2 separate regions of the Homo sapiens genome follow, and region 1 is linked to region 2. The links are chromatin loops, found by intact Hi-C in ENCODE. Cell type or tissue: body of pancreas. All regions are shown on one strand. Links, peaks and the distances in the headings refer to the core of each region. The heading gives the core; the rest is flanking DNA. Region 1 overlaps LRIG1 (leucine rich repeats and immunoglobulin like domains 1). Region 2 overlaps LRIG1 (leucine rich repeats and immunoglobulin like domains 1).

Region 1 (14,942 bases), core at 4,389-12,388, 50 kb after region 2:
GCGATCTATTTGTTCTAGACAGCACACTGGAAATGAAAAAGCAGATGAAGGGCCTTAGCTAAAAAGACATGAAGGCACCCATTGGGAATATTATCATTTGTGCTGTTACAAACCTTTGCTAGAGAACTGAGCACTGATCCTACCCCTATTTCTTCAGCAGTCAGGTGGAGGAGCTTGCTTGTTTTAAACTCACCCAGAAGACTTTCCAGATAAACCAGCCATGAGTCCAACAGTTTTCTCTGCCAGATTTTATTGGCAGCTTCCCCAGCAGAGCACCTCCCTCTTCACACTGAATTTCCTGTTTCCACTCCAGGCTTTCATAGTTTAATTTTATTTTGATTTTGCTGGTTTTATAATTAGTTTGCTCACCTATATGAATCTTTTCTCAATACTGAGGCTCGGCAGGCTGAGCAGAGAAACTTTGCAAGAAGGTGCTATTAATAAGAGTGCTGGCATAGCTTACAGATCTCGGATCTTTGGCTGGCAGCATGCCCTGTGTTCAGGAGGTGCTGTGTCCCTGTGAAACATGGTCTTGGGTTTAACCCTTTTCATGGCATTGTGGGATTGCAGGAGAGCGTGGGGGGTTAGAATTGCACTTCACTCTGTGCCCTGGACAGATGACCTAGTCTCTCTGAACCTCGTTTCCCTCATTTACATAATGCATTTTTGACCCATTTTATACATGAGGAAAGTGAGGCCCGGGGGAGTGGAATGTATATGAAGCTCCCAGCATTCTGTGGGAGTGTTTGACAAATGGTGGTTACTGTCATTGGCTGGTGGCTAGTTGTCACGTAGCTCCTTGGATCTTGGCAGGATCTCACCTTTAAGGCCGCAGGATTTAAGAGTCAGTCTCTGTTTCTGTGAAGTGCTGGAAGGAAGGTTTGTGGCCCTTTGTTCCCTTGATGGGTAAAGGTCTGACTTTATTTTGTACCCACTTGGTTTGTGGGCCCAGCATCTGGAAGGTGTTTAATTTTTGGCTTAATCAATGAGTTCGTCTTATGTGAGGCTGATAGGGATGTGATAACCTGTTGTGTGTCCATAAAGCAAAGCACTTGAAGATGCTAGGAGCTCCTTGCTGCTTAAAGCACAGGTCATGGACCATCAGTATTGAGTTAGCTTCGAGCTTGTTAGAAATGCAGAACCTCAGGCTTAATGCCAACACTACTGGATCAGAAGCTCCATTTAACAAGGGCCCTGGCCGTTTGTCCACGAGTTCAAGTTTGAGAAATGCTGATGTAACTGCTCTTGTTCCTCACATAGTGAGGAAGCTAGGGCCACAGAGAATATCTCTGTGTTGTCAGAGAGGAAACTGAGCCTCCCTGGAGGTCTTATAAGTTGTAAAAGTGAGAGGTGGAACTGAGACCAGACACAAACGCCTTTGCATCACTCCTTTAACCCCATGCACTCGGGGCAGGAGCGTGGCAGGTGACTCTGAACCACACTGTGCCAGAGGCAGGCAGGGCCCCCAGTTTGCCCCACGGGCCTGTGGCACTTAGAATTGCACCTTGCTCTGCTGACTAAAAATACATTTCTGTTCCTTGGCCCAAGTGCCAAGAGAAGTGGGGCTGTTTGGCCTTGTTCCTGCTATTCCATTAGACAGCATTGAAGTATGTAAAGCAGGAGAGAAAAAAAAGAGAGTTACTCCCTGTTTGGATTCAGTTTGGAAAATGCAGGTTAGCACTGGCAGCCAGCTCTTTGGCCTGAAGTTGGGCACCATCTGACTTGGTCAGTGATTTCTCTGAAATGACAGAAACCGAAGGGGCTTTATCTTGGTTTTCTCTGAGGTGCCTGTGTTCCCCATTCTTAGATTGGATGCCTGGATTCAGTGCTGGCAAGTTAGGTTAGCAGCATGACATCTGGGCAGCTGGATTATTGATAATGCTTCATGCCTTTTCTGTATTTCCCAAGTGGACCGTGCAAAGGACAAGGGAGAAAACAACAGAGCAGGCAGTGGATGAGCATCATTTTACAGCCCAAAGAACCACCTTCCTCATCCTAATCAATGAAGGCAGAAGACTTAGCAGCCCCATCCACATGATGATTCCAGTCATCCAGGTTTTGAACAGCAGGTTTTGCTGATGTGTCTCTTACTTTTCGGAACTAGTGAACTGAAGGGTGTCACGTGTTCTGTAAATATTTAGTAGGCACTTTTTGTGTCCCTGCAGTTGTGGCCCAGAGGCTGTCCCAGGGAGAAGCAGAAGCCTCAACACATCGTCTGAAAATGTGGTAGTTAATAGTTAGATGCTTATAGTCCTTAATCCTCAAATTCTTATTCCGTTTTTGTGGGCAGACAGAGGATCAGAAAAAAATAATCAAAATATGCAGAGAGAATAGAGCAAATGTCTGCTGAGGCCATGTGAGTGACAGGAGCCCAGACAACTTTCTTGGGACAAGTTTATAGGTAGATGCATCACAGAAAAGTCAGGGCTAGGTGTGGGTCCTGCTGTCTCTAATGTAGTTGTGACCTGGGATACATACGTTACTTTTTTTCTCAGATGAGGAAGTTGAAGCAGATGGTAGAAGTACCCTCGAAGCTTGTGTATTCTCTTTGTGACCCGAAAGTTGAGAGTAGGGGCAATAATGTCACAAAAGACATAGTTACCCTCTGACCAATAACCACTGTTGTTGCTTTCTGTCTTTTCACAGAAGTAGTGGGTTTGTTAATTTTCAGCTTGGACACCTATAATTATGGACTTTTGCCTCTGGAAGTTGGCCCTTTCTCTCTGTGTTTCATTTTGCTTATGCAGAATTGAGCCGACTTCCAGACACCAGAGCCCTCCCAAGCTGGGTGGCACCATTGGGAGAGCCTCATGGGAAGAGGCATTGCTCTGCACCTGGCTTTTTCTGTCAGGTCTTCAAAAGAGACTTCCATAGTTTTGGGAACTGGAGTCATAGAGCAAAATTTCAGTTGGTTAATACTTTCTGATTAAAGGAATCTAATTCAGTTAACATATTTGTCAAAGAACAGATTTATTTGCATTGTGTTCTGAGGATAATGCCGGAGCCATTTGTCCTTAATAAACAGAAAGCATAGAACTCAAGGAAAGCTCTTAATAAGAATGGGTTCCGGTGAGGGAGCTAATTTCATAAAATAGTGCCGAGAAAAAGAAACAGACTTTTGTTAAATGGGGGCAGAAGCTGCCAGTGGATTTTCACGTTTGAGATTTCTTTCTTTTTTAATTTAAAATCCAGGACACTCAAGTTACGATTCCCACAGCAACAGTAATTTTGTCTGATGCATCAATGACATTTCTGTTGAGGAAAAATCTCTGTTTTTCCGGTGGTGTTGCTGCACTTGTACTGTCGAGAAGATTGGTGACAGTGGAAATCGTTGAATTTTTCAGTCCTGGGAGTAAAAATGTATGTGGTATAGTTGGTCTTAGCTTTTGTCTCCTGTGCATGGACTGTAGCATATTACCCATAGGGTTGGCCTTGTCTACCTAACAACTTCTCCAGCTGGTTTGTTCTAGACTTCATCCCTTTATGGTGCCTTGTCATTTGCTCTCCCACAGCCTGTGTCCTCAACCAGGAGGAAGACCTAGGCAAAACTTAGGGGCACACAATTAATTGTGACTTTGTAATATTGCTATTAAAATTCCTTAGGTTTAGGTTGCATTTGAAAACACATTGAAATGCCTTTTACTTCTAATCTTGAAAAAATGTTTTTGAAAACTATTTTTTTTAATGAGATAAGATAAATGTACCCAGGGACATGGGGAGGCAGTGTGGGGCTGGTCAATGGGTACAAAAAAATAGAATGAAGACCTGCTATTTGATAGCATAACAGGGTGACTATAGCCAATAATAACTTAATTGTACATTTAAAAATAATTAAGAGTGTAATTGGATTGTTTGTAATACAAAGGATAAATGCTTGAGGGCATGGATGCCCCATTCTCCATGATGTGATTTTTATACACTGCATGCCTGTTTCAAAACAGCTCTTGTACACCATAAATATATACACCTACTATGTACTCACAAAAAAATCAGAAAATTTAAAAAAATGAACTTACCATTAACTCACCATTTAAAAGCCACTTGTAGTACGTTCTCAGTGTTGTGCAACCATCACCACTACAGAATGCTAAAACATTTTCATCACCCCCCAACCCACCCCGCCCCCCAAAAAACCCCATACTCCTTCAACAGTCACTTCTCATATCCCTCACCCTAGCCCCTGGTAACCACTTATTTGAAAACTAATTTTTTTTTTTTTGAGGAAAGCATTTTTCTCTCATGTTAACAAATGAACCTGGAAGACTTCATTTATAAATAACTTAATAAAATATCTGAGGTGGCTTTAACTATATTTTGCTGTGACCTCTTAGCTGAAGAGAAGTGATTAAATGAAAGGGATAGGAAGGCCGGGCATGGTGGCTCACACCTGTAATCCCAGCAGTTTGGGAGGCTGAGGCAGGTGGATCACCTGAGGTCAGGAGTTCGAGACCAGCCTGGCCAAAATGGCGAAACTCCATCTCTACTAAAAATACAAAAATCAGCCAGGAGTGGTGGGAGGTGCAGGTAATCCCAGCTACTCAGGAGGCTGCAGCAGGAGAATCACATGAACCTGGGAGGCGGAGGTTGCAGTGAGCTAAGATCGCACCATTGCACTCTAGCCTGGGAGAGAAGAACAAACTCTTTCTCAAAAAAAAAAAAAAAAAAAAGGCGGGTGGGCGGGAGAGGATAGGATACTTAACAGCCCTCTGTTGTAATTTCTGGAGAATAAAACTTGGAAGGAAAGAAACGCGGTGTCCTACCTGTGACCAAGCGGGGAGGTGGTCACCTTCCCCCTTCCCCGGGGGTGAGTGAAGAGTGGACGAAGCCCTGGGTGGGGTTGGAGGGATCTGAGGCAGCAAAGGCCTGAGCCCTCTTCTTGGCTGGATCTGTTGGTGAAGTAAAGTCAATAGGAATACTTAACTCTCTGAGTACCTAGCAAACCCTCTGGAAAAAAAGAGGGGCGAAATCAATCTTCTTTACAGGCTCGTTAATGCAAAGATCAGTTCGCATTAAAGTGTAATTAAAGAGTGAGCCTTAGAGAGAGGCAGCTGTGATCTGCTGCAGCTCAGGGCTGGGGGGAATAATGAGAGTCCCTTAGAAGGCCCAAGCTGGAAGTGACCTGGAGTGCAACGTCGGAAAATTAGGCTCGGCCTCATGATCTGAGCTAAGGTTGTTAATAATCAGGCTTGAAGCACAGGTGAGATTATACTGAGGAACAGGCAGCGGCTGGCATTCCCACTGCATGTGTGTGTGGGGATGGGCAGACTTATTCTCCATCTAAGGAGCTGGGTTGAGACGTCTTGTCCTTCTCTTCACTGCCTGCCTTTAAAACTTTCTCCATGTTGCATCTCCTGAAGAAAGGCATCCTTCACTGGCATAATAAAGAATTGATGTGAAACATTTTTCCATGTGATGTTTATCTTTGGAGGGATGAAATAAGAATTTGTCTTTAAAAGTTGAGTGGTAATCTCAGATGGTGGAGCTCTTTGTGCATTTATTCCTAGCTGGACCTGTGGGCACCATAGGTGTGTGTACAGTCGAGGTGGGCGTAGAGATTCTCCCCAAGACCAAGGGTTGCCCCATCCTTCCTTCGGAGGAATTATCTGCTGGTCCCTCCACCAGTCACCAGATTAAGAGTGGACCTAATCAAGGGTGTTAGAAAATATGAAAACAAGTATATAGGTCCCCATGCTACTTTGGACAGGCTTCCCCCGCGTAGCAACCTGATTTAGCTTTACTATTGAAGGATGGCCAGTCCGTTTGGGTAAAAGTAAACCTTACTTTAAAAAAAAAAAACCTTACTTTTACCATTTGGGTAAAAGTAAACCGTCAGTGTAAAAGTAAACCTTACCTGGGCTACAGGCATTTTATTGCTCTGGCAATAAAATGAATTCTCATTAAGAGTGTGGAGTTAAGAGTGAATGACTCCAGCTACTTTAGGAAGAAAATGTGAGCAAAGCTGTTTTAAAAGGCCCAGGCTGAGTTCAAGTGAATGCCTTTTGTTCCTTGGGTAGTCCGAAGCTGTTTTGGTTCCCAGATGCTAAAGGGGGAAGATACAGGCCTAGTCAAAAAAAACCAGCACAACAGGGAGGAATTATATATATACACATACATATACACACGTATATATATGTGTATATATGTATATATATGTATATAGATAGATACAGATATGTGTGTGTGTATATATATATATATATAATTATCTAAAGTTCTGGTCCTCTTCTGAGTTTTCAAAGATGTGTTCACTTCCTTCCCTGTTTGCACAGATTTTTGTTGATGTGAACTGATTGTTTCTTCTGGATAAAACCTCATGCCCTTTCCCTTGGGAGATGCCAGCCTCTGCTCACTGGTAGACCACCTGTAGGGCTTGCTGAGACACAAGTCACTGGGTCTTACCCTCGTTTCTGGCTTGGTTCAACGGGTCTGGGATGGGACAAGAGAATTTGCTTTGCTCATGAGTTCCCAGGTGATGATGCCACTGCTGCTGGCCAGGTGGCTTTGAGAACCACTCCTGGGGCTCATATGGGGCTGGGGGGAGCCCCAAGGCTCATGTGTCGGTTCTGACCAAGCTGTTTAGGCCTTGGGGGACAGTAAATTTCCACTCCTAATGTCACCAGTGTGGTGGCAGGCATTTGTTTGGGACAGTGGGGCTCTATGGCCCTGGTAATGGCTTCTGAGAAAGGCTCTGGGGCAGTGGGCAGAGTGAGCTCCAGTACCACGGACAGAACAGACCTGGGTGGCTCAGGGTTGGAGGCCCATGACTGTTACATATTTGCTTGTGCTTAATTTGCTGTTTGTTGGTGACCACTCAAGTCTGCCCAGCAGACCTTCACCGGCTGCTGTAGAGGTGGAGAGCGCTTCGTGAGCAGCCCAACGTGGCAGGAGCCCTGTTACTCTCTCAGCCGGTGGGTGCTGGCAGCTCTGCTTACAGGTGAGCATCCCCTCTCCCCCGGCAGGAGTCAGTTTTAGCACACTTACCTTTCTTTTGATTATCAGTCACTCGTATCTGATCAGTCTTTATCCTCAGCTAAGACTTGAATGCCACCTCTTTTTCCAGATGGAAGTTAACAGGCGTGTCTGAAAGGTGGGCATTTTTTCCCCCACCCTACTGGGGTCCCCACCTGCCCCATTGCCCTTTCCTAGCACTGCATTGTTTATGACCAGATTACTCTCCTCCCATTTTCCCAGCCTGGGAACTGTGGTCAGGTCAACAGTGGGCAAAAGAGATGAAAATGTGGAGGAAGTCTCAGCTGGTTCATGGTGGAGACCGTGGGTTCCTCTGCACGGCTGCTGTGAAGTTGGCCAGCACATGCCCCACTCAAGGCCTTTCGTGAGCAAACAGATCGGGTCCTATGGGCCTGGAGTTACTGCCCTCAAGGAACTGGCAGTCTAGCTGCAGAGGAAGATGGGTGAACAGACAGTTGTCATACAGGGGCTGGGGAATGTCTAAGGGGCACCTCACTGCCCGTCACTGATGGGTCACATGACAGAGAAGTTTCCCAGATGAAGTGACATTTTAGCTGAGGCTCCCTGTTCTGCAAACCTCCTTTCTCTTCCCCTACACAGAGGTGTAAGTTACAGGTGTAAGTAACACCCTAAATGTTCAGCCAACACAGTGGGTACTTGGAGGAGCATTCAGAGGAATACCAAAAGGACATGGCTAATTCCATCTTTAGGCCAATTTGTGCACACACACACCCCCTCACTCATCCCCCGCCCCCTCACTCATCCCCCGCCCCTCACTCATCCCCTGCCCCCAACACATACCCTCCCTTCCCTGCCTTTTTTCTTTTTCAACAGGCGGGCTTTTATGAAGAGCCAGCAGGCCGCTGTTGCAGTTCTTAGAACTGCAGCCTCATCAGATGCTGGATACCACCAAGGAGCCTCAAAATAGAAAATTAAACACCCAATTTACAAAGAAAGCAGCTCTCTGTCCCGGAAACTTCCCAGGGATTCCGTAGTGCAGACTGCCACTTGCCCCCAGTCTAAGCAAGCCTTTCGCTGGGAAAAGAGCTGCTGTGGCCTCCGCAGCCAGCCTGCCAAATTACACAGTCATGACTTGTCATTTTCCTTCTCTCTTTTCTTTCCTTTTTTCTCCTTTCTTTGAGAGTGGGGGTGGTGAGCCAGCCAGATGAGAGGTACATCTGCAAGTCATTTGCTGAGAAAGTGAAGGGAACACCAGCTGTGGGGTTGGGGGAGCCGAGGAAGGGGAGATCCCATGGAATAGGAGCTTGGTCACAGAGATCACTGCCTCTTTTGGAAACTCGGTAGCTTTTGTTGAGCGTAGGGCTTTTTTCCTTTCCACCACCCCGCCCGCCTCTTTCTCTCTTTCTTTCCCTTTTCCTGATGACCATGCAAGCTTTAAATATAGCCCAAGATCCACTGGGGACCCGGGTTGCTCCCCAATGTTGGAGAAGCAGTGGATGGTCTCGGAGGGGAAGTGCTGCTTCTTCCAGCAGTGAGTGCTGAAAACCCTCCAGGGCTGCTTGAAATGGAGCCGGGAAGCGGAGCTGCTCTGTCATTGCACAATCTCCCGTGTGAAAGGGGTTGGCTCCAGCCCATATCAACAGTCTCATTCCAACTGGGACCATTTCCTCCTCCTCCTCCTCCTCCTCCTCCCCCTCCTCACTTCCTGCAGGTGGCTTCTGTAATCCAGTTACCACTGGGAAGCCTCATGTGCATATGCACCTAATCTGAAAATGGCTGGCTTGACTTTGACCTGTGTGGTGACCTTGCAGAGAAGGCAGGGCCTATTGTGTCTGCTCACACCTGGGAGCCATTTTCAGCTTTTATAGCCCAAGTGGAAGAAATGTGTTTGTGTTTATGCCGGGCCTTTCCTTCATAAGGCCTGTCATTGTTGGGCCATACATAGGGAATATTGGATTCCCCCTGCTTGTTTAAAGGCAAGAGTTTTTAAAGATAGAATAGTTGACTCAGTATATTGAGTCCCATGAAATCACTGTTTGTGTTTTGTTCAGTAGTGGTCAGACATCAGCAATCTTGTATTGTTCAGCCTTTTGAGAAGAAAAAATAGTGACCGTCAGCATATATGGTACACTGATATTGGCAGGCGTTGCTCTATGGACTTCCCGGGACCTGTCTTACTGTGTCACCTCTGCAGTCCTATGAGACACAGGATCTGTTAAGCACAATTTACAGATGAGGCACCTAAAGCACAGAGACGGCAAGTAACGTGCTCAACGTCACAGAGCAAGGAAGCATCAAAGTTGGATCCTGTTATTTCTCTCCATCTCTGGGGCTTATGCTCACTGTACACTTGGAAGTATGTGGTCTGGGTGCCTAGAAGGGTCTTGTCATTTTAAGTGCTGACATTTCAAACTGTACTAGGTGTGGGAAGCCTTGGTATTGTGGCCCAGAGGCTTCGATGATACTCTGGAGTGTGGAGTCAGAGGCTCCTACCCTGCAAATGCAGCATGCATCTCCCAAAGTGGTGCTGCGTGCCTCTGTAATGCCCTTGCTTTAAAAGCCTCTTTCTGACCCGAGGTGAACTTGCTTTGGGTAGCTCTTGGTATGATTTTCTTTCACTGATGCGAAGTAACAGAAGGTCCTTCCCCCTACTATCTTTCCCTGTCTCTCTCTCTCATGTCAATTCAGAGCTGATTATGCCGGCCATCTGTGAAAGGTACAGTGAGGAAAAACACTCTTGTCGTCAGGTCTCGGCAGAGCCCAAACGTGTTCGATTGTGCCAGTAGATTCTCGGATAGTGGCTATCTGCCCCCGAAGACATCACTTCAAGGCAAATTCCTCTGCAGTTTCCTCACTTCCTGGATGCCTTTCAAACCCAAACAGCTGAAATAAAGGTGCCAGTTTGTGGTTTTTTTTCTTCCCAACTTCATCAACCAGGAGGTGAAATGTGTGCTGTGAAGTGTGCAGCCCCAGAGGTACTCATGGGCTGCCCTCTCAGGGGCCACTGGCTTCTGCCCAACTAGCTGTCCTATTGTAGAGTCTCTTTGGGGGCTCTGATACTTTTTTTCCTCGGGGACAGCTGCTGTGACGTTAGTTTGTAAATAGCAGGGCTCCTTTTCCACGTAGCGGTAGGACAAAGGTAGGTACAAATGGATCTCTTCACCTTACGCTGATTCAGGCATCATGTGGGCTTTATAGAGAGGGGGCATTTTTGCACAGTGGTTAAGAGAAGGCTCTGTATCCATCAGATCTGGGTTTGAGTCCTGCCTGCATCACCTTTGCTATGTCACCTGGGCAGGTTCTCTCAGGCCTCAGTTTTCTCACTCATAAAATGATATTTGCTGATAAGGTGGTGGTTAGGATTAACTAAACAGTATGTGTCCTCAGTATAGTGTCTGGTATATACTGAACGTGCACTGAGTGTTAGACACTCTTGCTATCTCTGACAGCTTTGTACTGAGCACCTTTGGGGTTGTGGGCAAGGCAAGCCTGCTTTTGCTGCTGTGCTCTGAGGGGCATTGCTGCTGTCTACACTGAACCCTGGAGGCCGCCTGGTATTGGAGACTGGAGAGGGGTCTATTTACATCCCATAAAAATGGATCTTACTTGCAGATATCCATCATGGCTCACCCTCCTATAAACCAGTTGAAGCTTACAGAAAACCCTCGTATATGTATCTGTTCATTCCTCTTACGGGAGCTGTTGAGGACAGCAGCAGAGTTTATTTTCTCTCCTCTCTTGTCATCTTCTGTTTCTCTACCTGGGGTAGGTGCAGCAAGCAGCAAAGTGCTAGGCAAATGTTTAAGCGGTGGCTCTCACTCATAGTAGAATGACCTAGGGAGCTTAAAAAAATCTAGATGTCTACGTCTCAGGGCAGTTAAATCAAAACCTCGAGTTAGTGGGCTGGGGAGCAGAGGGGGTGAGTGTTGGGCCCAGGCGTTGTGGTGGTTTTTTAAAAAAGCTCTCCAGGTCATTTCAGTGTGCAGCCAAAAGCTTTAATAAGCCACAGCTGGATAATTGCAACTGAAAGGCATTGTTCCTCCTCTTGTCTCCTCCCCTCTCATAACTATCATTTAAAATACCCAGGCTCCCCCACCTCCCTCCACTCCTTTTTTTCCCCCTCTTTCTTTCTCACCAGGTGGAGGGGAAATAAATATTGAGGCTGGCCTTCATTTTAGTACTTAGGACTCTGGGGATCCCTAGTAGAGGTTTTAGTTTACCTCTTTTCACTGTTGATTTAATTTGAAGATACTGTGCAGTTAGCCACAGCGTGATGAGGAAGTTGCTTTGGTGGTGCGCGGGTGAGGGTGTTTGGTCTGATTAGACCTGCCCACCTTATTTGGAGATCACAGAATTCAACTGTGGATTTGCCCCTTATCTGGGTCATTCTTTCTTCTGATAGCCCACCCAACTGTCATTTGCATTCTACCTATATGTCAGAAATGTCCCACCATGATGGTGGAAAAAACTCTCTTTATAGTAAAACAATAGGCAAAACTGACTTATTCTAAGCTCCTTAAACACCTTTTTCTTTATAACTTCAAAAGTAAGACTTGGCTCTTTTTAAAAAAAAAAAAAAGTAAATAGATGATATAGAAACTGAAGGATCTCACCCAAAAGCTTTATTGTAATATAGCAAAGTTCTGGTGCTAAAATTGAGTTGGATAATTGTATAATGGGATTTTGTGAAGGTTGTGTTTGGAATTGGATGCTAGGTTAAGTTGCAAAGAGTAGAACTTTGGAAATGAGAAAAAAAATTCCCCTTGGACTTTTTAGAATGTGACTTTTCTGCAAATCAAATGTACTTTTTATAAGGGGAAAAACAGTGGTTATCAGCATGCATAGTGAAGTTTTTCTGCCTCGTAATTGTTGGGTTCTTCTCAATCGGAATGAGAGCTGGCGTGTTGAGAAAGCCAGCATGGGCTTCGTGGGCTGGGCCCGGGGAGGCCTTGGCGCAGTTCTTCCAGGGGCTCCCCTTCCCCATGGCCTTGCAGACAGCTGTGATAAACCCTTTCACCACCTGGCTTTCCTCACGGGCTAGGCTGGCCCCTGCTCTGTCTTCCTCTCCTCTAGTGTGTGTTAACGAGAACCCTGATTTGGTGATGCTATAGCAACTATTTGGTTCCAAGTAAGAGCCCAGTGCCTGTCTTCACTTTCCCCCATTCCCTGGAAAAGAGCTGTAGTCCCTGAGAGATTCAATACGTCATCAAAGGAAATGGTGATATGGCAGAGATGTGCATTCCCTGCCTTGGTGGCCTCATGGGTCACCTCTAGGAAGAGAAAGCCAAAAGGCGTGAGTTGTTGGCATAGTGGTGAGGACCAGGTGGCCTCTCACAGCGCCATCCCTTTGTGGGCATTTCAGTAGAGGGCATTGGTCCATTTTTGCTCACCTCCAGTTGGGTGCTGGAATTTCTGCAGTGGTATCTCTGCTGCAGGGGAAGCCCTCTCACCGTCCTCTTGTCGGGACGTAACCCAAGGCTCATTCCAACTCTTGGGAACTGGGAGGAAACATCCCTTCCTGGAGTGTACAGGGCCTTTTCCCCCTTGTTAGCACCAGTAGTGTTCAGAGGAACGAGTGTCAGGGCACTTGGCTTGTGGTCCCTACTCTGACATTATGGATCCATTATAGGACGTTTCACAAAACACTTCTCTTTGTGACTTCTGTTCCCTCACCTGTAAGGAGAGGGGCTGGTTCAGTATCAACCATACTCAACCAGGGTTAAAAACACACATGGCTGCTTCCCTACTGGAGGCCTGGGCTGTATGTTCTTTGGAACAGACTCACATCCCTAGTTGAGAACTGCTGTTGTGGGTGACCCTGTAGTTCTGGGGCCCCAGGTTCCTGGCAGGCTCACATGTTTATGAATTCTGTGGAGAAGGCCGGCTGAGCTGTGTGCTCTATGTTGCAGAGTCTGCGTGGAGTGGGACAGGGGGTAGCACCCTAGCAGGCCCTTCGGGTCCGGTGCCAAATCTGGGCCCTGCATCTCATCTCTACAGGGGTTCCCCAAGGCCTTGGCTCCCAAGCATCCAGATGTGGCTCTGAGGCAGCCCTCATCCCTCCCCACTCCACACCAGCCACCCAATGAAGTACCTTCATCAATATTTGACGAAGACATGAATGAAGGGTCCCTTCGTGGCTTCCCATCCTCTATGGGACAAAGTCCCAGCTCTTTCAGAGTTGGCCCTGGCTCCATTTCTTCCTGTTCTCCCACCTCTAAATTGTGCGTAAGGAAAGCCCACACTGGGTGTGTCTCTGGATCCTGTACCTGCTTCATTTTGCTACCTTGATCTGGAATAGCCGCCCCTCTTCTGACCTCCTCCCCCCATGATGTTGTGTTCCCCTCTGCCACTGCACCTATGACATCCCTCTGTCTCCTCTGGGGCTGGGGTGAGGGGCTGATGGCACAGTAGCCACGTCCGTCTTTCCTTGCAGCAGCTGCATGTAGCAGGCATCCCATCCATGTATGGATGAATGACTCTGAGGGACCAAGTGGAAGGGTCATCTTAAGGATAAGTGATTGTGGGGTATGGGGCAGACACTAGGTTGTTTTAGATACTTATTCAAGGTGGAGAGACAGGCTTGGGCACGTTATAGTAGAAGTGGCCTGCTGAGGGGTGCTGGAGGGCGTGGCTCTCCAGCCAGGGGATAAGTCTTGCTTGCCTGGATTTACTGAAGAGGCAGGCAGGGTGTCAAGGGAGAAAAAGTATTAGTGGAAACTGCCATGTGAGAGGCCGCCTGGCCCAGAGGTGGACAGGGCTTGCCCCCAGGGCTCATTATTGGGGTTTGAGTCCTGGTTCTGCCATGTTCTAGCAGCAGCTTTTCAAGCCTCTGTTTGCTTAGATGAGAAATTGCTCTTACCTTACCACAGATGTGTCAAAAAAGGGCTCTCCCAGTCTCTGCTCGCTTGTTTGAGGGGCCAGCAGGTGGTTTGGGAAAGGCTTTCTGTGAAGCGAAGGTGGAGAGTCACTGCAGATCCCTGCAGGCGTCCAGCCCATGCTGGGAGATGCCACCCGTTCCCCACTGCAGAGACGGAAGGAAAATGAGGGAGGTGCAGCAGGCTGCGTAAAAGATGACATTAAGGAGTGCCTGGATTCTAGAGGTGCCAGTAGATGGCATTGAGGGGGAAAAGAGTGCTCTGTGTTCAGAAAGTTCAGAAAACCCAGAGTTGAAGGTGAGCACCTTTCTTTCCTGCAGAACATTTCAGAGCCTTTAGTGCTTGATGTTCCCTTTGAGTCTCCAAGGACAAGCAGAGATCTTCCTAAGATCATTTCATCATAGCTCTATTATGTTTTCATTTTCTTTCAGAGGTAGGAAGGGAGATTTTGGGAGCATGAGAGGTGCTGACCTAGAGAATGATAAAATCCACTCCTCACGTTCCCCTGGCAGTAGAGAGTGCTGCTTCCCTGTCTCTAAATGCACATCCATGAAGTTTAGACTTCGCTACCACAGGCATATATTCCCCCCTCCTCTTCAGTTCTTCCTGTGCAGGCTTGTCACAGTTTGGCTTCATTTGGAGGCTGGCACCAGACCCCCGGGCTCTGCGTTGTATGTCTTTTGACCTCAAATGAGGGGGAGAGACGTGGTGTTTCCCACAGATAGTGAGTAGTGAGCCACCTGGAATACTTGTTCTGTGGGATGTTAATGGTCGTTTCATGAAAAGGATTTTGTGGTCATGTAAGTTTAGCAAATGCCAAAGCAAGCCGAGTGAAAGGTGTTGTTATCATCTCTCCTAAGCCGCTTTTCTTTGCTGACCTGCTGAGGGAGTCTGCAAGAGGCGGGGGAGGAAATGCCCCTTCCTGAGCTTGCCTGCACCCAGCACCCTTTCCATGGAACACCTCCCAAGGCCAGTATACGAAGGATGATGCTTTGGGAGTGTGGTGTCTGGCAACCTGCGTCTGCCACTTTCTGGGCATGCACGTCTGGCACGTCTTCCTTGGCCAAGTAGTGCTGGAAGAAGACACAGGGCTGGATGACAACCCCTGATGCCAGGCAAGGGCCACGCTAGCTGTCC
Region 2 (14,942 bases), core at 3,873-11,872:
CACTTGGGGATGGAGCGGCGGGGGTTCGTACTCAGGGAGGGGGTGCGGACTGGGTTGTGTGTGTGGAGTTGTGCGTGCTTGTGCGTGTTGGAAGACTGTCAGGTTGGAGTGGCGGAAGGGAGATTCTGCGTGGAGGTCCGGGGGAGTAGGCGTGCGAGAGAGCCTGGAGAAGAAGAGCGTGCCTCGTGGGGTCTGGAGACGAGCGAGCGTGGGTCGTAGAGATTTGGGGGTTAGCCAGCACGCGTCGTGCGGGCCATCTGGGGGTGAGTGAGTGGGAGTCTGGAGCTGAGTGTGTTTGCGGGTGGGTGGGTGGGAAACGTCTGGAGAAGAGTGTGAAGAAGTCTGTGGGGGTATGTGGGTGCGTTTCCTTTTCCTCTCCTGTAATCCAACTATTTGGTGTCTGAGCTCCTTGGTCTTCCAGTGGGTAATGAATGAAGGTGACTGTTGGGTCCAGTCTTTCGTTTACATTATTTATTAGTTGATAGTGTGTGTAGCCGTCTCCTGATCCCCGAAGACCGTGGTGGCCTGACTTGCCTCTCTGTGCGGGGCAGAAGGCAGTCTTCCCCCGAGGACCCCTGAGTTAGAGGGCTTTGACAGTTCCTGGCGACCTGTGAGTGCTGGGAGTTTGTCCTTTTACGCCTGTTTGGCATTTTACGGAACTGTGTTCCAGACCCTTCCTGTGTGTTCCCTGGGGCCCCATTGGGCTTGATGATCCAGTGGGGTGGGGCCCACCCTCAAGACTCTCTCCTCCATAAATGGTGCAAATGAGTTTTGGAGAAGTGCTGCTTCAGGAGAGGGTGCCAGGGGCTTGGCTGATTTAAGCTGTTTGTTTCACCCGAAAGAGGTTCTTTTCTGTGCTGTCAGGATGTGGGCTTATTAGGACTTAGTGGGACACTTCTTACAGGAGATTTGACAGGAAAAAAAAGGCATTAGACTTCTGTGTAAACATGGTAGAATAGAATAGTCTTCTTTTACTTCTAACAAATCTGGTGCATGAGTCAAATCCCGTTCAGTTATGGGTAATTAGCATCTCTGTAGAACCATTAGTACCTTTCCAGAAAAGGCCTAGCTTAAATAGTCCGCATTTCGGTTGAATAATTGGACATTTTTCCTAGAACATAGGAAAGGCACAGCAGTAACCTTAGGCATGACTATGGCTGTTTTAAAAAGAGAAAACTGGTGTCACAAGTTGTAACCAGCACCTGTGGCTTGATCGAAGAAAATGTGGCCTGTGTTCTGACTACCGTGAAGGGAAGAAAAGTTAATTCCTTTTAAATGTAAAGATCCTGTACCTCTCAAAATGGGGCACGAATCTTTAACTTGGCCCGAGACACTGCTCCATGAACAAGTACTACAGAGTTCTGAAGACAACCAGGAACCCTTTAGTTACAGTTAGGTTTTCAATATCTACTTCTTCTGTGGAATTTACTGAGTTAGTGAAAATCAGTGGTCGTAGGGTGGAGGCAGAGCTTTTGTGAAGTACTGGGAGATAGAGCCCAGTATTGTCCTTAGGTAGTCTCTTATTTAGTCTGGGGTATTGTGATTTTTCCCTTACATACGGTAGTTTTTTTTTTTTTTTTTAAATAGAATCATGTGGGCAAAATCAGATTAACTTCTTAAGTGTTCACCTGTTGGAAGAGTGACTCCCAATGCCATGTGTCAGTGGCATTGTGGGGAAAGCACTTAGTTCCACAGAAGTAACTTCCCAGAGAGGGCAGGGTGTCCTCTTATTTGCACTTTCCTATGGTCACAAGATCCACTTTGCCTTGCCCTTTAATTTTTGGAGCAAAACATACTGGTTATTTCTTTAGGCTTTCTGTTGCCTAGGAGTGACATTTCACATGGCATAAATACCTTCAAAATTGAAGTCCTTCTCTTTTACTCACACATTTGATGATCGAGAAATACCAAAGTGGGTATTTTGAGCATCAGTAGACTTTAGTATACTGATTATGGTGTTGACTGATTCGATTTTAAGATATGAGCAGCATGATTTCTGGTTAGTATGTAGCAACACAGTATGCAGTGCAAAATGGCTATCCTTTGAAAAATATTTGTGAAGTTTTCTTATTTCTGATTAAGGACAAATCAAGCAAATGTGTTCTTTTTTTCTAGACTTCAGACTTCTGAATTTAAATCATTAGTCTCCGTGAGTCTTATTCTGGAATTTCCATAAGAGTATTTATATGGTTTGTATTCCTGGCTAAGATTCAGCAAGACTTTAGGGGAGAAAGTGTCTGTATATGATATAATGAAATATCTTGTAGTTTCACCAAGTTTACACGCTCTAAGCCCACGGTGTCTAGAAAATGCTTTGAGCTAGTTTATAAACCCATGAACTGGATTTACTGCAGCTAGTTCAAACAACTTCAGGCTGTGGGTTTGAGATAGCAGAGGACCTGTGGCTTTATGGGACCTTTTTTTTTTTTTTTTTTTTTTTTGTAAACAGTGCGTCTGATGTGGAAGTTGCTTCTAGGCCTGATATAAGAAAAATAAAACTTTTAAATAGTGAATGTAAATGCAGTGTGAATAGAAGAAACAGAATGGATAATGATAATCGGTTCATTTTTGGGGCCTGAGGATAACTTTTCAGCACAATAACTTACAGTTGTAGTAGTCAAGCCATAATTTAAGTCTCCCAGCCCATTACGTAGGTGAGATTGGCATGGTCCAACTAGCACATTCATAAATAGCACCAAGCCACTGCCAAGCCTTATTCCAACTTCCCAGAACCTGAGAAGAAGTTGAACTTCTTAGAACTCAGATATTTGCTTTCTTTGAAATTATTTTTGAGAGCATGGCTTCAGAAGCTATTTAAGAAGTATTAAATACAGTTTACCTTAGACTCTTACCTGTGCCGTAAATTTCAGCAGTGTTTAGTCACAAAATGTTGCTAGTTTAAATGTCCTGAGAGCTGAATGGTAGCCCATTGGGATTGGGATTAGGATTAGGAAGGCAGGCCTAGAGGAAGAACAAACCCTGATTTTTGTTCTCAGTGTGGAGTGAAGATGACAGAGCATTCTAAAGCAAGGATATTCACAAAAGTGTATACCAAGTGTGGTTATCCTAAGCCACATTAAGATGAGTTTATTGATTTTGATCTCTTTGTACTATGTGTTTGCAATACCAGATCAGTTAGCTTAAATCTAACCTTGCCAGTTTTGGCAAAGAAGTGGTACTTATGATTACCTTAGAAAATAAACACCAACTGTGGTTGCCATTGTGGTTGGGAAGCAAAGAGGGCCTTTGTCTTTCAAATTTTACAGCTGTGCTGGAAGGCCCAGGTGTGCAGGGTGTTGTGAATTAAGGGTTTGGAAAATACTTTCCATCCTGTTTATGCAAATTAAGTTTAAAGTGCAGATCACCAAATTGTTCTGGAACCTAAACTGAGATTCATGTTTTTTTTTTAAAGTAGATTGTTGTATGGATGGTCCTGAAATATTTCCTTCTCCATATCACTTAAACTCAACAGACTTTGAAACAAAAGTCTTCCGATTTGTGGGACAGGGAAGAACCTGGGTTGTTTGGAATAGGGAGCATTTTAAACACAGGTTAATTGCCAAGAATACAGTCTGAAAGGTGCAAGTGCTCTTAGAGTTTCAGGGAACTTTAGCTTGAGCTCAGAGTCCTTTTCTTTTGCAACAAGTGTCTTCCCTCTTGTTGGGGGATAACTTGTCTGTTGATAGCTCTCTGACAACTTTTTTTGAGTAAGGTGAGATTTCTGGCAAATAATATTGGTTGTCGTGAGAAAAAGGCACACTGTTTAAGTCTTGCTGATATGAAATTGTGGCCGTAATATCTATTCTTTGAGTACTGCTAAAGTAGGAAGTGTCCAGAGATTCCCAGCGCCCCATGTAAATTAACTGTGTATTGGCACACAATGTCCCTCTTGCCTTTAGGACATGTCAGAACTGTTCCTGCCCCGCTTTTCAAGGGACTGTTTTAAAAAGTAGTGTATTGTCTCTTTGCATAATTATATTTGGTTACTAGATTTTACAGACTTTGGACTTTTGAACATATTATCAGCAGTAATTCTCGGAACCATCTTCAGAAAGATGAAGAAAAATTAAGTGTAGTGTGATGAGAGCTGGTTCCTAGTGGATGTCCTCATGTCCCATCTCCCCAGCTCTGCACCGTTAGCTGAAAGCTTTCCTCCCTCCAGTGTTAATTACTTTGCCTGGGTTCTCCCTGCAGCTTCCCTGAGTCCATTGGGACGGCCTCTGGCTGACCTTTCTCTCCCTCAGACACCATGATCACAATGAAAGGGCCTCTCCCGCTTCTGCAGGGGTGTCTCCTTGGTGCAAAGTCTTCAGCCTCCTCTCTTTCAGGGTGGACAGGAATGCAGGAGAGAGCACTGGGGTTTTGTGTGACTTAACAATGCACCTGGCCCAGTGCTGTGCACCTGCTAAAGCCCTGAAGGTCTGTTAGATAGGAAGGCTGGGTGGAGGTTGTTTAAAATAGCCTATAGTTATTTAAAAAGTGGCATGCACAGGAGAGGGAAATCTAGAAGAGGGATTCATTGAATTGAAAGTTGTTATATGCAGTAAAGGATGTTGGTTGTATCAGAGTCTTTCTTTCTTCTTTTCCTCGTTTGTTTAAAACATAAAAGGGATTCCTCTGACCTACCCCATAGGTAGAAGGACTTTAAGTTTCACGAGCAAGCCTAACTTTCAATTCCTTTTGAATGAGCTATGTGACATTTACTCACTGGGTACGTTCCCCCTCCTCAGTGACTGCAATTTGAAACCCTGGGGGTCTTTTAAAAGCGAACAGAACTCTGGGCCGTGTTAATATTCAGAGCTGTTTACAATGGATGCAGTTTCAAAGGCTGATGGCATTGTCTTGAGACAGGAGGGAGGACGGGTGGAGGAAAAATTCCCAGGCAGGGAAGGGCAAATATCTAAAAATCTCCAGTGTTTACCAGCCTGTGGGAAATTTAGGGACCGTTACTGTTATTTTTTATGACTTAAGCATGACACTGAGCCACTAGGGTTCATTCTATCTACCTCATGGCTTCAGTTCTTGTATGTCAGTTATGTGGTTATCTTGTGCTTTTGTTTCAAGTTAAAGTGTGGAAATTGGTAAGAAACTCAGATCTTATCTCCTCTGGAAAGAAATAGAGCACTTTGAAGACCAGTGGTTAACATTTTTATAATAGTTTACCTCTGGGACCTGCATTTATGTTTTGCTCAAAGAATTTGATATAGCTGCACAGTTTAGAAGAGCAGTCCCGACTGACCAATTAATTGTCCAATTATGACTAGGACTGAGAAGTTTTTTGCTGAAATACTTGATACATGACCATTCTTATTAAGCAAAATGAATGGATCAATAAAGATTGCAGAAAAAATTTGCAGTTTATTGATGGTCTAATTTCTAGTTGAAAGTCGGCAATTTGTGTCTCTTTTTTGTAGGGGGTGGTGGGTATGCTTGTGAACTTTTCTTATACAAAGGCTTTTTGCTTTATATGTTCTTATATTCTTATATTTTGTATAATTTGTTATCAATGGTTTTTACCTAAGTACTTTATGCATAGTCTTTTGAAACACAAGTTATAACTTCAATCTGTTCATAGAAGTCCTTCAGTTTTTTAAGCTGTTTCTCCATTTCACTGGGTTTTATACTTTTCATTTCCTGCCTTTAGTTCTTTATATCTTCTAAATGGGCATTTGCTACCCAGCTGTCTCCTGGTCTCCATTTGGGTTATTGACTGGGGGAGAGAATGGGCTAGGGACAAAGCTTTCCTCACCTTTACTGTGTTAAATATGCAGGGGCTCTTGCCGCTGGTGGTCACACCCAACTCACACTCGTCATTAAGGAGTGGCGGTGAAGGGGTTGAAAGTTAATTCTGTGGTCCATCCCTGGCACCTCCAGTCTACAGCTACATGTGTGATTTTGGGCAAACCTCTTCATGTCTAAAAAGACAGAAAAATGCTCTATCTTATAGAAGCTGTGAGGACAAAGTTAGATGATGCCTATATTTAGCTAGGTTCCTCAACTTGGGTCCATCTACTTTATGATGATTCTGGAGCACAATTTGAAGGTTAAAGGCCTCAGTAGCTCCAATTTATTATCCTGTCTCACAGCCAGTCTCTCCAAGCCAGATTCCTTCCTTCTTCCCTTCCCCTTCCCTCCCCCACTCCCTTCCCTTCCCTCTTTCTCTTTTTCTCTTTCTTTTCTTTTTCTTTCTTTCTTTCTCTGTTTTCTTTTTCTTTTTTCTTTCTCTCCTCCCTTCTTTCTTTTTTTCCTTCTTTCCCTCCCTCCCTCCCTTCGTCTTTCTTCCTTTCTTTCTCTTTCTCTCTCTCTCTCTTTTTTTTCTTTCTTTCCTTTCTTTCTTTCTTTTCTTTCTTTCGACAGGGTTTCACTCTGTTGCCCACGCTGGAGTGCAGTGGTGCAATCAAGACTCACTGCAGCCTCAGCCTCGTGGGCTCAAGCAGTCCTCCCATCTCAGTTGCCTGAGTAGCTGAGACTAGAAGGCTCATGCTACCACACCCAGCTTCCAAGCCAGATTGCTGGTGACAGAGGCTTTCCTGGGAAATGTTTACCTTTCTGCTGTGAAGGAGTCTTTTGGAATGGGAAGATGGCAGCCTTCTCCTGTGAGTTTTGGTGATATGTATGAAGCGGCCTTCTCCCATGGATTTTTGGTGATATGTATGAAGTGCCACAAGTGAACCTCATGTACCCTTGGAAATCTTAGCCAAACAGGCAGGAAGCTATGAACAGTTGCAACAGATTATATAATTAGCAAAAATTATTGAGGTATTTTATAAATCTATTCCAGTTGTACAAATAGTTATGTCTGTTTACCACTATCCTTTTGGAAGGGAGGCAGGTATGGGAAGGTGGCAGGGAAGTGAGAGGCCCTTAAACTAATCATTTTATCCTATTATTTCCCAGGGTTTCATTGAAACTGAGCCCTACCAAGGTGCAAGTAGCACCTCTCAGTCAATAGCTTGGAAAAATGCAGGTGTGCTCTTCCAAACAGGGTTAAGTTACAGACTTTAGGGCTAACTGAATCCTCACTGTACCCGCTTCTCTTTGGAAAACCTTGAGGGAGGAGGGAGGAGGGAGGACAGGAGACAATTGTGGAGTTGTATGCAAAGAACATTTTTCATTTGTTTTGGTCTGTTTGGAATTGCATAGTAACTTTGTAGGGGACACAGGCGGGGAACACAGGGTCATTTGAGGAATCTGGCAAGGATGCCACCTGAAAAGCTGTTTACTGTTTGCTATCACTCCTTGTGCACCTGTACCTGAGTTCCTTCCCCAGTGAATGGCCATGATTCACAGCCTTGCCCACGTGAACGGCCACGATTGTTTTCGTCTTTATTACTATTTAATCTAGCATAACCGGTAAGGCCCATTGTGCGAACAACCAATCTGTTCATTTCTGCAAGTCCTAATACATTTTGGTTTCCTTATGAACCAGGATGCAGGTTCTAATTACTGCTTGTTCAGTTTGTTTTGGCAAAAGGTGACATTTAGAGGGTTTAAAGAAAGCATGGCCTCTTTTTAAGTGTTTTGCGTTGATTAGTTTTTGAACTTTTGTGGTCAAAAGTTCTAATCTCTTATCTTTTATGATCTGCATTCTCAAGATCTCACATTATTGGGAAGAAAATGAAGGAAATGAGTGAAGGTCTCTCTTACAAGCAGAATTAGCTGGACTTTGAGAAACACGATGAACGTAATGCAGGGTTTTTCTTCTTTTTTTTAGCTGATTAGAAAAAAAACAACTCACAACTTTATTTTCTAAGACTCCTTTATGCAGCATTTAACAGCTTCCCCCTCCCTGTTTTGCTCCTTCCACCAATTTATAATTTGCCATTGAAATATTTTACTGCTTATCTTGGTCAAAGCATACATTGCACTGAACTTCTTTTCTTCCGGATTACCTACTTGATGATAGCCTGTTAAATGCAATGAGAAGGATTGAACACTTCTGAACTGGAGGATAGATAATCTTGCTGTTGTTTCAAATCTTGTAGTTCCAGTGCTCTTTTGTTTGAAAGCATTTGTCTCTCAAGCATTAGCACTTTGGGCTGGATAACAAGAAATTAACAAGCTGGGCTCTGCTTAGAGAAAACTTACAACTGATTAGAAAGTAAGCTGTTGCAGGTACAGCTTCTTTTTCTTGAGAGATGATCTGAAATACATAGCTTTTAGAAAAAATTTTGAATTAAGGGAACAGTTGATATGCAGGCAGGTAGTTTAAATAAACTAACTCACTTCTGTTGCTCTGGAGTGTTTTTTCTTACCTTTTGAATATGGAGAAAGGTAAATATCTACACAAGTGGACAGAATAATGTAATGAACTCTAGGTATCTGTCACCCATCTTCAACAATCATCAGCTGTCTTATTTGATCTATTTCCCAATATGCTGCTGCCCTTCCATGTTATTTATTTATTTTTTCTTTGGAAATAAATCAAAGGCATATCATTTTATCTGCAAATGTATAGGTTTTTTTTAAGTTAACAGCTTTATTGAGATATAATTTATATACCATACTATTTACTGTAGGGTGGTTTTAAGAAATTGGAAGTTTTGAAAAAATTGACATTCATTTTAACTGTGTTTTTCCAAAGGGCGTTTTGGTAAGCTATATATTTACAGAATGTTTATTGGGCACATTCTGTGTGCACCCTAGTTTATATGTTCTCAAAATACAGATTTTTTTTCTTTTGTAGGAGGTGTTTAGCAAGCTCTTTTGTGCTAGTCCTCTGCCAGAATGTGCAATTCTGATTAACCTTCCACTTTCTCCACATAGCTCTTACTTGGGAGGTTTCTACCAAGCTATTAATTGTTGATTAAAATCCATTAGTGAACAAACATAATTAGAAATGGAATAGATCATTTAAAAAGTGATGTCTCAGATACTGTTGTTTAGTAGAGGGATAATTAGCCGTTGGTTGTAGTTAAGTCATGAGTCTGAATTGAGTTAACTATTGTTTACTTTGTAAGGCCTGACCCTCCAGCTGTGGCTACTTGAGGCTGCTTTAAATAGAGTTAGAGGCAGCCTGTAAGAAAAATCTTCAAAAAGCAAAGAACTAGGTTCCTGGAACCCTCTGTGCTTGATTTAAACTTCACACAGATTTGAAAATGTGTTCTCCAAGTAGCTGCTGCATGGTTTGTTTTATTTTATAAAAGTCCATAGTTTAATTTCTCCTCAGTCCGGTACTTTGTTGGTGAGGGGGCTTCTTTAGAATGGATTTTTTGCTAGCTGCAGCTTCATTTAGGAATCTGAGTGGGAATTACTAGTCCTCCAAATTCCATTCACTTTATCCTAGTTTTTGGAATGACTTCCATCTTCTATCTGTGAAAATCAAATTCCAGGTAGATTATGGAGTGTTCGGTGGCCTTAAAAGCTGTCCAACATGGTCAGGTTAAACTGGTGGATCTGTGAAGCTTAATTAAATTTATATGATAACCGATTATACACCATTTACAGTGGGTTCTCTGTTTAGAAAAGTGGAAGCACGCTCCAATGCATTTTTTTTTTTTAAATTATGGGGCAGAAAAGCTTAGTATTGAGAGATTCTATGAAATTAAGTGCTGTTCTGCAAATTAGGAGAACACCATTCTTTCATCTGGTTTTAGCAGTGTGGTGGTACCTTGACCCAGCATCATGCCTCCGTCTTAGTTTTCGTTTTATTTTTAATTAAGAAGAATTTTTCTCTGTGTCTGTGGTTTCCTCCCTCCACCTGGGCTGGTGTGAGTTTCTGGCACACAAGCTCCCAGTGCTTGCAAAACTTATAAACAGTCAGAAGAGCTCGTTGCTTCCAGGAAGTGAATTGTTGATGCAATGAAGTGATGGATGCAGAGGCTGCAGCTCGAAGGGAGCAGGGTTTCCTTCCATCTTGGAGGAGGGGAGATCCAGAAAACAAGCTGACATGCCCTGTAGTTATTAAGATCTGCCTCATCCCAAATTCCTCTGATTGTTTTCTCAGATTTGGAGTCTGTGTAGGACTCTTTGCTTTGGGTGGTTTGGCCTTATCCAGGGCTATGCTTTACCCAATGGAAAAATCAGAGACTCTTCTATGGAGATTTTTGGGTTCTTTCACAAGGTCATTTGAAACAATACTTAGAAATGAGTAAATTATATTCATTTCATTACTATCCTAAAATAAAGATTGGCTGACCTTATTATTTACTTGGGAGAAACTTTATGTGAAGTCGTGGTGCTCAGAATGTCTTTCTGGACAGAAAGGAGACCACGTTTTCATGGAGTTTCTTAAAGGGGTGCTTGCCCAAAGAGGCATAAAAATGATTCACCTGAGAGGAAAAAATTAATTTTCTTAAAGTCATGAAAGTGAGGATGTGGTAGAATGGGAAACTAGCTCATGGCTGGGCCTCAGGAGACGTTGGGGTTTCGTCCCAGCTCTGCCACTGATTGGCAGCATAACCTTGGGCTAGTCACTTCATTTCCTGTCTGTAAAGGGATGTATAATTTCTAAGACCCCTCATTTTTAGGTTCATGATTCTATTCTAATTGAAGCAAAAAGGGAGTAAACTTATATTTCATTGGATGGTAAGAATTAAATTGATCTGTATCTAGGATACTTAAACATTCTCTCTCTCTCTGTGTGTGTGTTAGACACACACACACACACACACACACACATACACACAAAGGGTCCCACTCTGTCACCCAGGTTGGAGTGCAGTGGCGCAATCATGGCTCACTATAGCCGTGACCTCCCAGGCTCAAGTGATCCTCCTACCTCAGTCTACTGAGTAGCTAGGACTACAGGCATGTGCCACCACACCTGGCTAGTTTTTATTTTTTGTGAAGATGGGATCTTGCTGTGTTGCCCAGACTGGTCTTGATCTCCTGGGCTCAAGTGATCCTCCTGCCTTGGCCTCCCAAAGTGCTGGGGTTACAGATGTGAGCTACCATGCTAGGCCAATGTTTGCTACTTCTGAGTGAAATTCTCAGATGGATACCATAAGCAGCAAAGAGAAAAAAGGGTATGTGCATGCAGAGTCTCAATGAGGGACCCTTTTGTGAGCCTTGAGATATTATTGAGGAGGAGTGAATACTCCACAAAGAAAGTGGTGCTTTCCTTCATTTTTACCTCCTTTTCCCCTCTGGCCCAAAGAAAACTGTGGAGGCTGGTACAGATCCACTTTCGATCTTTGATTTAGAATTTTAAGAACTTAGGTAAAAATTTAAAGAAAAAAAACCAGGAAAATAAATTACAGGCATGTTTTCCCAAAGGGTCCTTTCTCAGGGCCACTGCAGGCAGCATCTTTCTCAGGCAGTCCTTCAGTGAATACTTGCCATAAGTGAAGTTGTAAATGATGCTGAGAAACTGCCTTTAAGGACTGGATGGGCCACCTGTCACATTCTATAGTCATGGCCACAGGAAGGGCAGCTACTCACTGCACTGCCTGTTCTTTCTGGGCCAGCTTGCCATCCCTTTTACCAGGGAGATCTTTCGTGTATCCCTTTCAAGATAGAAACTCAGCCAATTAACATGTACAGCCTAGTGGCTTCCTTTTTCTTTTTTGAGGCAGAGTCTCACTCTGTCGCCCAGGTTGGCGTGCAGTGGTGTGATCTCAGCTGACTGCAACCTCTGCCTTCCTGGCTCAAGTGATTCTCTTGCCTCAGCCTCCCAAAGAGCTGGGATTACAGGCGCCTGCCACCAAGCCAGGCTAATTTTTTTTTTTTTGTTTTTTTTTAGTAGAGACAGGGTTTTACCATGTTGGCCAGGCTGGTTTTGAACTCATGACTGACCTCAAGTGATCCATCCACCTCAGCGTCCCAAAGTGCTAGGATTACAGATGTGAGCCACCACGCCCGGCTGTGGCTTTTTCTAATTTTGAAGTCTGACTCTGTTTTTGGCCAAATTCATATTAAATTTACCCATCTACCTAGGTTTGCATTGGTTACCTCTTAGTTACACTGTTTTTGAAAATCTTGAAAATTATGACAGTAATTGGACTCCTTAAAATACTTTTCATGGAGAATCTAGAAGCTTTTATTTTCTTTGTTCTGGATGTCCACTTTTCTTCGACGTGGAATTTGTTAGTGCCTTCAGTGGAAATTCTTGGGCTTTTCTTTTCCTTCCACTCATTCTTTATCGTGTAAATTTTCATAAAACGAAACTTCCGGATTTAAAATTTATTTTTATTTTTATTATTGTTTTCCGGAACAAATTCTTGGAATTTGGAGTTTTGTTTGGGGATACAACTAAAATGCAATGAAGTTGGAGGAACAGTTAGTGGTCTGGAACTTCTTGACAGAAGTTTAACAACAATTAGGGACTACTTTAGGAATAGAGTGTCCAAAAAACTAGACTTTACAAAAAAAATTCTCCCTTTAAGAACCAAAGATGACCTTTTTCCATTGTGCTTTCTGAGCTCAAAACAGGCCAAATGATGTTCCCACCCTTCTTCGAGCCTCGTGTGTCAGTGTCACACACTCTCCCTGTTACTCACTTGGTCTCGTTCTGGTGAATTTATTGTTGACATCTCGTCCTTTCCCGGAGGAATCTCTGAGTCTATCTGATTAGGTAACTCTTCACACATCCCTGTATGTGTGTATGTGTGTGTGTGTGTTTCTCTCCACTTAGACTTGAAAGCAGCAGGGATCATTCAATTTCATGTACCTAGGAGTCCCTTGATAATTATTTGTTTATTGCCTTACCACTTTGTCTTGGAGCTTGGTACATTCTTTCAGGGCAGAACGGATCCCCCAGTTTCATTGTTTCTCTAAGGGGTTCTGAGGTTTACCCCTGAAGTGTAATTTTTCCTGATTGGCCTGTGTGGAGGACTTCATAGGAGTGTTTTTAGAATTTAAATATCAGGAGTAAAAGGCCATTTTCTTTGTGCTGAGGGTCTGTTTTCCCCTCTGGAGCCAGCGGCTAAATGCAGAGGCTTTCTTCAATTGCTGTTGCTTCTTGCAGTGTGGCCCCTCAATGAGAAGTCATAGCTTGTGGTTTGTCTGATTTTATATGTCAGAACTTTTAGAGAGAATATTTGACCTAAAACAAAAATTATGGATAGTCCTCTCTTCCTTTCCCATTTCTCCTTATTTTCTACTTTCTGCTTGAGAACCACTTCAAAGAATCAGATGTGTTGGTGCCAGACGCCGTGGAGTTATTGTTAGAAGAATTTGGAAATATAATTGAAAGCAAACTTTGTTGAGCAAAGCAGATCTAGGCAAGTTTTTACTTTGAGGGCGAAGGGAATTCCAAGTTTTTCCTCTATTTGGAGCTGATGTCTCAGAACACTTGTTCTGTGAGATGAATCATCTGTGAATTCTACATCTGGGAGTTATATATTGGGAAATGGCATTCTTTTTAAATGTAGAAGAAACACAAAAGCGTAAAGTTACAGTGTAGTTGGAAAATTCTAGTCAGAGTTTAAAATACTAGCATTGAGGTGAAATTGGCAGAGTGATTGGACGTGAGTCTGTGATACCTAAAATAGACATGTCCATACATGGAAAACAATACGATAGCCACACTTACTTATTGTGACCCTTTTCGTTTGTTTTGAGACATTTTTAAAAAGTCATAAACATCAGCTATTCAGAATCATTAGTTGAGTCGATTGTGACTTGAGAATCAGAATTTAAGCGTTTGTCTTGAGCTCTTTAAGTTCAGGTGCCTTGCTAACCAGTGAAAAGCCCAGAGCAGTGCAGTATTTCAGGGTCTTCAGGGGAAGATAATGTTGTGTCCTTGTCTTCTCAGAGTCCTGCATTCCAGGCATCTGGTTATGAGGGGCCATGGTTGTGGGGATGCAGCAGCTGTGCGGTTCATGACGCACGGTGGTTAAGAGGCAGCTCTGGGGCCTGGCTGCCTGGGTGACCTTGGCAATTTACTCCACTTCAGTTTCCTTTTCTGTAAAATGGGGATAATTGTAGTGCCGACTTCCTTAAGCTTGTTATAAGGAAAAAAATGAAATATTTAACACAGGGCCTAACACACAAGCAGAAGCTTGAGGAAGGGTAGCTATAATGTTATTATTATAACTGTCGCAATAATAGTGTACCTTTCTGCAGCAGGATATATCTGTGTTAACTGATCATCACCATCTTAACTCTATGAAAAATATTGTCTCTGTTGTATACATGAGGCCCAGAGTAGTTGAATGACTTGTTTAGAGTCTAGCACTTGCCAGTTAGAATTCAGACCTGCGTGTACATGTTTAGAAGAAAATACGGTAAGACTAGCACTGCCTTCTTTCTGGCCTCCCTTTGACGTCTCTGAATTCCTGGAGGCCGATTGGTCTTTGGTGGCTTGAAGCACCTAGTGTAGTTCTGGCTGTACAGCTGGTGCTCTATACATGGTGTCTTGAATGTGATCTTGAAGAGCGTGTTTCTTTGTTGGTAGGCGTGTGTGTCAGATCCATTTTTGGTTTGCCTGTTTGGTAAAGGGGGTGGTAACATGCACATATGTTTTGCCATCTGTTGTTTATTGTTTCTGTTAGGTTGTGGTTTGTGTTCCTGTTCCATGTTCCTTTGGTTTCTGGAGCAACTGCGAATATTATATGCTTGGGGATCAAAAAAAGTAAACTATTTATAAACAGTAAAGTATCCTTGGGTTTGGAAAGTGTTTTTCTCAAATGCGTGTATATTTGTTGGCTTTATGATCATCTCACTGATGAATCGTTAGATAATTTGCAGACTGAGACACATCTAAAAGATGGGCGAGTCATGGTCCAGCCTTGTGTAACCAGCTCACAGACAGCCTTGGTGATAAGGCCCTGGTGTTAACGCTGACCCGAGTGGTGTATTTTTAACTCAAGAACATATAAACAGTTTAGCCTGCTGATGGAGTTTATGCACCGCCTGAAATCTTTGGCATGCCTTGGATTTGTGGCTCTGTAAGATGTACGTAGTCCTGGGAGAGTGCTGTGGCCGCCAGTGACCCACTGCCCCCACCCTTCATTCAAAAGAAAAGGAATGTAGCAGCAAGATGGAAGGAGAAAGGTGGA

The links. A loop is a pair of places that touch in the nucleus more often than their neighbours do. Peaks named below come from ENCODE experiments on the same cell type or tissue, not always from the same donor. Only the 100,000 strongest peaks of a DNase experiment are listed, where the experiment ranks them.
Region 1: it touches region 2 in a loop (2.2-fold over the local background); 54 of 110 quality-filtered maps call a loop at or near these places.

The regions. Positions count from the first base shown.
Region 1 is chr3:66,436,129-66,451,070 of GRCh38, reverse strand. The region is part of intron 3 of LRIG1 (leucine rich repeats and immunoglobulin like domains 1); the gene reads left to right. Among named protein-coding and RNA genes, the nearest start is that of LRIG1, 57 kb to the left of the region's middle. RefSeq lists enhancers at 9,121-9,868, 14,176-14,765, 14,766-14,942. In body of pancreas, for the core only: a CTCF peak has its summit at 8,702; DNase peaks (open chromatin) are centred at 8,040 and 8,570; H3K27ac peaks cover 6,851 bases.
Region 2 is chr3:66,485,204-66,500,145 of GRCh38, reverse strand. All of the region lies in intron 1 of LRIG1 (leucine rich repeats and immunoglobulin like domains 1), which reads left to right. Among named protein-coding and RNA genes, the nearest start is that of LRIG1, 8.3 kb to the left of the region's middle. RefSeq lists an enhancer at 1-28 and a silencer at 4,147-4,441. In body of pancreas, for the core only: no CTCF peak of the experiment used is centred there; a DNase peak (open chromatin) is centred at 7,285; H3K27ac peaks cover 7,844 bases.